Linked DNA regions of Mus musculus: region 1 is linked to region 2. A link is a contact called in ENCODE Hi-C or POLR2A ChIA-PET data. All regions are on one chromosome and are shown on one strand. The core of a region is the stretch at or near the end of the contact, and the rest is flanking DNA. Distances in the headings are between cores, read along the strand shown. Region 1 overlaps Smox (spermine oxidase). Region 2 holds the start of Pank2 (pantothenate kinase 2).

The links. A loop is a pair of places that touch in the nucleus more often than their neighbours do. ChIA-PET counts read pairs that join two places held with the same protein, here RNA polymerase II (POLR2A).
Region 1: a map of heart shows a loop between it and region 2 (2.5-fold over the local background). The contact joins the enhancer-like site here to the promoter of Pank2 in region 2. A Hi-C loop is called at or near these places in 6 of 37 maps with a recorded cell type or tissue (Patski, gastrocnemius, heart and 2 more). POLR2A ChIA-PET finds 5 or more read pairs at or near these places in 1 of 5 experiments (embryonic stem cell).

Annotation. Positions count from the first base shown.
Region 1 is chr2:131,511,538-131,516,466 of GRCm38, reverse strand. Smox (spermine oxidase) reads right to left here. Exons shown (of 7, transcript NM_145533.2): 2 at 4,250-4,483; 3 at 24-250. The coding sequence starts at 4,457. Among named protein-coding and RNA genes, the nearest start is that of Gm30732, 12 kb to the left of the region's middle. Within about 2 kb of position 2,591, at least 1 of the 3 ENCODE cell types and tissues checked has a DNase peak (open chromatin) inside an H3K27ac peak, as active enhancers do; it is heart, where a contact is called at or near this core.
Region 2 is chr2:131,260,141-131,264,771 of GRCm38, reverse strand. Pank2 (pantothenate kinase 2) reads right to left here and starts at 2,272. Exons shown (of 7, transcript NM_153501.2): 1 at 1,957-2,272. The coding sequence starts at 2,203.

The DNA.
Region 1 (4,929 bases), core at 1,342-3,841, 250 kb before region 2:
CACTGTCCTGACGGCCCCCTTACCTCGTTGTATAAATCGCTGAATTCCTCAACCACGTCCTTGGGGATGCGGCAGCCACGGTTGGTAAGGTAGCAGGCCACGCCATTCTTGGAGTAAAGGCTGATGCGGCCCACACTGCGCTCCCCATCTGTTGTCTCTTCCAAAAGGCCATTGGCTTCTGCTAGTTGATAGATAGGATTCCCGTGGGATCCATGGATCCAGGTGGCTCCCAGCTCAAAGGTGGTGTCTCCTGGTAGTGACAAGAGACCCTTAGAGGGGCAGAGGTTTCTTTAGAGAAGGACAGGACTGCCTCCCTTTCTTCTCTAAGAGGAACCCATCCATACAGACTCAACAGGGCAGGAAGGGGTTGGCAGCTCTCTCTGAGGAACAGCCAAAGCCCACAGAGGAACACCTGACAGCAGATGAAATGACAATCAGGGAGAAGCACTGGCCAGAGTGACTCTTGTGCCACAGTGTCACCTCGTGACATCAGTTAGAAGCCTCTCCTTTCCTAGTCTTACCTTCTTCTAAGACAATACTACACAGCAGACCCTCAACTCCCTCCCACCCAAGAGACATACTGAGGATATTCCATCCCATCTATTCTAGCACCTTACCAGCCCATGGCTCTCGAGTCCGAGCCTTCCTCCCAAATACAAGATGCCCACATCCAACACTTCTAGGACAGAAGAGAGGGCCGCTCCAATGTAGAACATTTTCCCAGGATGGAGGAATAGAACCCCAATCTCTAGGTGGTCCTTTCACCCCGTGGGGCTGACCCTGAGATTCTATCAAGGAGGGCTAAGGAGCACTCCTGGATCCAAGACATAAGTGGCCTCGAAATTCATCCTGCCCTCTCATCCCCAGACAAAGCAGCAACGGAAGCAGATCTGAGGTCACTGCCTCTGTCCTCAGCCTCAGTTTCTTCTTCAGATGCCATAAAGCTATGAGGCAGTATTCCCTGCCTAGCTTCCAGAGAGGTTAAAATAGTGCAGAGAAACAAATTGTAGTGTTTGTTTTTGCAGGCCAGGCTCAAGATGGTAAACTTCCTGTTAAATTCACAATAATCTCTCATACCTTATGTACACGCCCCTTGACAAAAATAACTGTGTCATGCCTCCCACTGAGAGGCAGGGTCTGCCCCCTGAATTTGGGTTAAACTTGTGACTTGCTCTGACTAGCAGAATGTAGTAAAAGTTATATTTGCAGCTTCAGAGCCTAGGGCTCGAGGGGCCTATTAGCCTTCCTATTGTTGATATAAAGCACCATGACCATAAACAACTTGGGAAGGAAAGGGTCTGTTTCAGCTTTCACGTCCACCTCATAGTCCATCACTGAGGGAAGCCAGGGAATGAACCCAAACATGGCATAAGCCTGGAGAGAGAAGCTGATGCAGAAGCCATGGAGGGGTGCTGCTTACGGGCTTGCTCCCCATGCTTGCTAGGCCTATGCCCAGGATCACCTGCACAAGGTGATGTCACCCACAGTGAGCTGAGCCCTTCCACGTCAATCATCAGTCAAGATGCACCACGGGCCATTTCAGTGGGGGTAGTTTCAAAATTGAATTCCCTCTTCCAAAATGACTCAAGCTTGTGTCAAGCTGACAAAAAAAAAAAAAAAAAAAAAAAAAACAACTAGCCAGCACTCTCAAAGTAACAACTATGTAAAGAAACAGAGATTCACCTTGCTAGCAACATGAGCTCAGACCAAACCCTACACTTCCTACCAGACAAGAGGGTAAGGCCATTTAGAGATCCTAACCAACTTGAGTGACATTTCCATGTGACCCTGAAATGCAAGAATCAAGGCAAAGCCAGCAAGAGACTCACTTACCCCTACCTGAGTCCTGTCCACACTTCCTTCCCACAGACCTTATAAGCTCTTATATCTGGGGTGGCTTGCTCTGTAGCAGGAGCTGTCTGACACAGTCTAAAGACAGTAGCATTGTCCCTCAGCCCAAGAAGTAGGCATGTCCTCCTTATCTGCATGCCTTCCCTTTCTTGGGTTGTTTCTAATTAAACCACTAGTTACTAAAAATAGCCCTGTGAGATGAATGTGCCTACAACAAAACACAGCCTCATGCTGCAGCTAGAAGAGAACAACTGCCTGGTGTCTCTGAAAGAGGCAGGCATGCGCAGACCCCCATGTGTAGGAAAAGTAAGCAGACTGAAGGACCAAAAACAGAAAGCCCAGGACCCTGCCCACAGGACCGCCTGCTGGCCGGTGAGGGTACCGCTAGAGCCTCAGGCATCTGTTCTACATTGAGCTCCCATTAGGAGCAGAGGGAGAACAGTAATATTATTATTGTTGTTATTGCTATTATTATCAATTTGTTTTTACCCAATGCTGCACATGTATATAGTACAGTACCAGCCACTCTCTCCTCCCCAGAAGCCCTCCCTCACATGCCACCACCAAGGGTACTTCTCTCGCTCATGGCCGTCTCGGCCACACCTGTATTCCCAAGGGCTCCAGGCACCACCTCATGCCTACTCACCTCCTAGCAAGTGGTATCCTCAGAGCTGGCTCTGGACCCCTGCTCTCACTTCTGACAGGGACATGGCCATCATGCCATGCTGCAGCATGTCCATTGACACACTGGGTTCTGAGGCCTGCCTGTCTGCACACAACACAGGTACCCTGACCAGCATGTTCTCCCCTCTCTCTTCACATTCATTATTCCACACAGCCTAGTCACTCCCTCTTCTCTGCCTGGCAAGCTTCCCATCTGGTCGTCTGACACCCTGTGCCTTCCCTGCATGGTCTCAGTTGTCAGCTGCCTCAGGGACTGGGCCACCTATCTCCCCATCTTCTGTTTCTACATCAAACTCTAAATAGCTCATCAAGCCCAAAGAATCATAAATGGGACTGCTCTTCCCGGAGGCTGCCAGCCAGCCAATCAACAATGAGCAAAGAGCCCTGGGGCTCCTTGGCTGCCCCAGCCTTGTGAGAACTTTGGACAGCACTTTCATTCTTACTGCCAAGAGTCACCCAAGTTTGTGCCTGAAAAAGAGAAACAGAGACCCTGTCTCAAAAAAGAAATGTTAGAAAGCAATTGTGGGAGATAATCAATGTGGGCCTCTAGCCTCTAAACACACAGACACACACACACACACAAATTCATATACACACAAACACACACATAGCACACACACACACTCATACACACTCTCACACACACTCACACATAGACACACACATACATACAGACACACATTCACACATAGCACACATACACTCATACACACTCTCACACACTCACAGACATATTCATGCACTCACACAGACACACATTCACACATAGCACACACACACTCATACACCCTCTTACACACTCACAGACATACACACACTCACATACACACATACACACACATAGCACATACATACACATACAGAGATACACACGCACTCACATAGACACAGATGCACACAGATGCACACACTCACACATACTCATGCAGCACATACTCACACAGCACACACTCACATAATGCACACTCATAACACATACACTCACAGACATACACATTCTCACATACACACATACACATACTCACTCACACATAGCACACATACACACGTACATATACACACAGAGGGTCAAATCTCTCACATACACCAGGTCACTGCATGTTTTCTCACTGGGTCGTCTTCATACTCCCAACCCACTCAACCCACTGCTGGCCAGAACACCCTACACACACGGTGGCTGTCAGAACCCTCATCTCCAGCTCCATTTCAGGAAATATCTCTACGCTCTAGAACCCTAGCAACATCTTCCCATCCCAGGGGCAAGTCTCTTCTTTGGCTGCAACAAGGACCGATCTTTACAGACAACCCTAAGACACACATCACCCACAGGGAAGCCTAAAATCCCCCTTCCACTCTAATAACCCTAGTTCCTGTTGTCTGTCCTCAGTTATGATAACCTAACTCATACTAAAAACTAATGACTAATCAGAACTTATACAATGCCCCCTCCTTCTTGTGACTTTAAAATGAGGACCCACAGTTCTTAGACAGTATGCCCTCCCAACAAACATTGTCAGCCCCAACTCTAACACCAAGACAGCATTCTCCAAAGTGGGATGTCAGTGCAAGGGCCTACGGAAGCTTCTGGAAAACACCCACGCAAGTGCATGAGCAAACACTTATCCCAAGGAAAGGTTACATTAGTAAGACTTGAGGCAGGACCAGAGGAACAAAAGGTGGCCTAGAGAGGTAGCTGGGCCCGAGTGATGCTTACCAAGCCTCACACTCTGCACACGGCCCCCAATGTGGCTGGAAGCCTCAAGCACAGTGACATCCGTGAAGCCCTGCTCCAGAAGGGCTCTAGCTGCAGCCAGGCCAGCCAAGCCAGCACCGATCACCACCACACGAGGCTGTCCCCTTCTCCGTAGGCCACGACTGAGAGGGTCATCCGCACTGTCGCCACTGGATTCACAACTTTGCATGCCGTCCGTGCTCACCTTCTAGGAGCCTGTGAGGAGAGATGGGGGCTGGGGGTCAGCTCACCTGACCCAAGGGAATCACTGCAAGCTGCCCCCATTCCTTAAAGATCAAGAAGATCAAGAAGAAACATCCTCTAAATGCAGAAAGGGAGATGGGAAGGGGCAGCGAGATATGAGAGCCAGGGAGGGAGCGTGTGTTTTAGGGCCCACTAACAGGTAAGAGGTGGGATCCATCAATTCTACCCCCAAACCTCTTAGGCTTTGCCTGTTCCTCACCCAAGGTCTAAAGTATGGACAAGAGGTGACCTGAGAAGAGATGACCAAACAGGCCAAAGTCAGGAGACTTACCCTAATGCCTTGCTCAACCCTGCATAGCTGCCCTCTGTGCCAACCCCAGGCTGCTTACACAGCCATCAGGATATTCACACATACCAGAGTTACTTGCACAGGCTCCAGAATGTTCACAGCAGCCCAG
Region 2 (4,631 bases), core at 1,023-3,522:
AACAAACAGAAACCAGTAGATAGAAGGAAAAGCACAAAGGCTAAAAAAATTCCTCAATTGCAGAGTAGCTACTTGTCAGTGGGCACCATTCTTTTGGTCAGTGAAACAGACTATCACCACATACCTACCACAGGAGTTCACCAGGCTGAATTGTGCCAGACTAACAACTAATCAAAAACAACACTGCAAATTTGGTGACATAATCATCTACATATGGCTAATTGTCACATTAACCCTCTAACATTGATGCTCAGGTTAATGTAATACAAACCCACAAAGGAACTTCAGGTTTTTCTGTTGCTTAGAAATCAGGTGCTTGATGCACAGCCTATAACTTCAGCACTTGGGAGCTAGAGGAGAAGATATCCTGGAACATGAGATTGTCTTAAAACAAAAACAAAACTCAGGTGCTTGGACTGGAGATACTATATACAGCTCAGAGACAGAACATTTACCACATGTACAAAGCCCTGTGTTCCAACCTACAACTGAAAGAAAGGAGAAAGGGGAAGAGGAGCCTGGCACTGGCACAGTATATACCCAGCACTGAAGGGTCTGCCCTGAGGACGAGGCCAACTTGGGTAATTCATCAGACTGCTCTCAGCCGGGCGTGGTGGCACATGCCTTTAATCCCAGCACTCGGGAGGCAGAGGCAGGCGGATTTCTGAGTTCGAGGCCAGCCTGGTCTACAGAGTGAAGTTCCAGGACAGCCAAGGCTACACAGAGAAACCCTGTCTTGAAAAAAACCAAAAAAAAAAAAAAAACAAACAAACAAAAAACAAAAAAAAAACAAAACAAAACAAAACCTGCCCTCAAGTCTGACAACCTGAGCTCCATCCCCAGGACTGGGCAAAGTTGTCCTCTGACCTACACCAATACAGACACACACGATAAATAAGTGTAATAAGGAAGTTATTTATCAAGCAAACGATTCTACAACAGGAACTCTTTGAAAATCCGTTTTCCTTTTTTCTTTTAGGACAGGGTCTTAAATTTCATATTCCTCTGCCTCCACCTCCCAAGTGGCTGGTATTATAAAATCTCTTACAAGTCGAGAAAAGAAAAAAAAAATATATACATATAGTGATATAAAGTACTAAACATACATACATACATACATCCTCCAAACCTTCCATGGCAAAACAGAGCTACATCCAATCGCTCAAATCATCGATAAAAGCAACTGGGGTGGGGGTGAGCAGGTAGGGCTGGGCGCGGACTATCCAACAGACCTCACACATCAAGCCACTTCCCGTAATTCTCATAGCCTGCCTGCACTCAGCATTTACCTTCCTCATACCGTAATCTGATATCCAGGTCTTAACCACATGTAAAACACAGACAGCTATGCTGAAAAGTTCCTATTACAGTATTAGGACAATTGACACTTTCAGCAGTAGTCGTGGATGCTAGACAACAGCCCTAAAGGCTTTAAAGGGGAGAAAACACACAAGACAAGAAACACAAATTGGTAATAAAATGAGAACCCGATTCTCTGAAAAGAGTAACTCCCTAGGCTTAAGAGTAACTGAGGAACAGGTCGACTCCCTTCCAAAGAAAAGGCTTTACTGCCCAGAATGCTATGGCTGAAACCGGAATTCCCGTGAACTAACGGAAGGGAAACGGGGGAAAACCTCTGGATGCGAGATGACCTGAATTCTCTCGGGAAGAAAACCGAGCAAAGCTTAGAAGCGTATCGAGCCCAGAGTCGAGTTTTGGGCCTGCTGCGCCTCAGGGGCATTTTCTAGCAACCTCCAAATTAATCACCATAGAAAAGGCTTCAGTTGTGAGCGCGATGGATGATTCAAAGGGACTTGGGAGAGGAGGAGCCTTCTCAAGAAAAAAAGAGGGAGTCTCAGGAAAAGAACACCCCAGGGGACAGGGAGGAAGTGGCGGGGAGCCCTCGCGCGGGCACCGCCGGCGCGCAAACAACGACGGCCGTGCCGGGGCACTTACGCGGCCGCCTCTTCCGGAGGCCTTCGGCGCGCGGGCGGCCGGCCGAGGTGGAGCCGCCTAGAGAGCCGGGCCGCTCCCGTCTCACACTCTCCGCCTCCCCGGACCCCGACGGCGCCGCGCTACTCGCCCGGCGCCTCAGCGGGTCCCGCCTCCGCGCTTCCGAGTCCGCAGACTCGCCGACCGCGGCTGAGGTGGCGGCAGCCCTGCCCTGGCGCTCCATAGGCGCGCCAAACCGGCCCGCTCCCATCCGCAACAGCCGCCGCTGCCGCCCGAGCCAGCCCCCCAGCGCCGCCTTGCCGCCTCCGCGCAGCCCGCTGGAGCGCAGGCGCACGCCGGCTGCCGCCTTTTCCGTTGCGCCAACGTGCAGCTAGCCAATCCGAGCTGGCTAGGGGCGGGTTCCAGAGGTCTTGTCCAATAGGCTCCCAGACTCCAGCCGAAGAGACCGCGCCACCATCCAACGACAGGCACTCTGGACGGATGAAGGCGGGGTCAGCGCAGGCTGGGAGCGATCGTGGAGGGGCCCAAAGGATTTGAGTGAGGGGCGCCCTCTCTTGTGCATCCGCGAGAGCGGTGGCCAAGCTGCTCCCCTATTCCCTAGAACTCCAGGGAGTCTACTATCTCTTCTCTGTTCACGAATCACTCCTTCCTCCCGCCCAATAGAGCCCCCGAAGCTACTGAGAAGTGTTAACAGAAGGAAGGACTCTGAGCTGCGACTAACCTTAGCCTTTGTCCCCGGGTCTGGTTCTATAGCTGCAGTAGGAGCCACACTACAGTCCACAAAGTACAAGCACCGTCTCTTCCTTTGTGCTATGACTTCATTCCCAGTACCAGAAGGAATGAAAAGACTGAGGTTTGTCTCCATGACAACTGGCGGGAGGAGGTGGATTCTAAATCCTTCACCTACTCCCCTTCCTGAAGAAGGCAGTATGAAGGCTTGGAAGTTAGGTTGGTTGGGGTTGTTGTTGTTGTTGGGGTTTTTGTTTGTTTGTTTTTCTTTAATGTGTTTGAGCATTTTTCATGCATGTATGTCTGTGACCCTGGTGTGTGCCTGATGGTCGCTGAGGGCAGAAGAAATCGAGGGATTTCCCCATATGGATCCCAGGAATCTAACCCAGACCTCTGCAAGAACAGCAAATGCTCTTAATCACTGAACCATAGCTCCAGACCCCTGGGTTTTTACAGAAGATGGATTTTTTTTTTAAATCGTTTGCCCTTCCCAAGTGCCCTAACCCTTGATATCCCACCCAGATATACCCCTGAAGCATTCCCTCAGTCCCTCAATTTTAAGTGACTGAGGCTTTCTCACAATTTCCTAAGTACCTTTCTTGGGAGGAGATAATGTCCCTTGAATAACAGCCCTCTTACCTTCTAACTTACTCCCTCACTAATAGTTCCGGCCTGAGCTTCTCTTGTGAATGCTGAAAAACACTCCCATACTTGCTCCAAACTAGTACCCCACAGTGTAGAATTAACTCTGGAAACCTTATTTCCTAACTTGAAATTCCAGCTTCCGCAGGAACACACACACACACACACACACACACACACACACACACACTGGATCTAACAAAAATCAGGAATGCCCATAACAGAGTAGGACTGCTCTTCAGAAGACCAGGAATCAATTCCCAGCTTCCACATGGCTCACAACCCTCTGTAACTTCTGGCCATTCCACTCTCTCTTCTGGTCCCCCTAGAGTACCAGGCAGCCACATGCTGAAGTAAGAATGCATGCTGCCAGCCTCTCATGCTGTCTCTGTCCCGTGTGTAGCCATTATACCGACCCAAATCACTGGGCTAGAGCCTGAGGAAAGCTCCTTTTAGGCTTTAAGCTAAAATCTTCAGACATCATTGGAATTCTGAATTATGTGTAAACAATAAAGACAAGATAGATGAGACAAAGTGAGAGCCATCAAAGCCCTACTGCTGAACTTAGCATCCCCCCCCCGCCCCCCACCTCCTAGGGCTGGGCATCCAGCCGGAGTGCATTGGATCTACAAGCCTGAAGTGCTTGCTATCAGAGGAAACTGTGTTCTTGCTCCTGGTGTTATCTGCAGACTGGTTAGCTGACTTTTGCCACCATGCCTGGCAACTGAACACACCTCCCTTCTTGTTGATAAGAACGAGGCCCTCTTAGCTAATCCATCTACATTTGTGGCTGCTGCCCCTGTAATGACAGCCACCACTCCCTGCTCCCGCTCCCACTCCCGCTCCTGTTCCTGCTCCTGCAGCCTCAGCCAAAATCGAAGCCAAGGAAGAATCAAGCCAAGGAAGAATCGGAGGAGTGAATGAATATGGGATTTCAACTAATTACAGAACCTTAACCAATCCAACCAGCTTTATTTGTAAAGTATGGAGATCAAGGCTTAAAGACATTTAGATGATGAGGCGACTTACCTAAAAGCAGATAAATTAAAAAATGACAGAGAACAGGGAGAGGAGGATATAGCTCCAGTAGAGAGTCCTTCAAATAGGGGAAGTCTTAGATTCAGACTCCATCATGGCAAAAAGAGAATAGGCAGGGAAGTTATACTATTCTCTGCCTGCATAATCAAAAGAAGGCAGAGACTGGAGCCAAGCATGGTGGTCCATGCCTGTACCTGCAGCACTCAGAAGGTTCCCAGGTTAAAAGCTACCTTGGGCTATGTAGGAAGACCCTATCCCGAGAAGAAAAG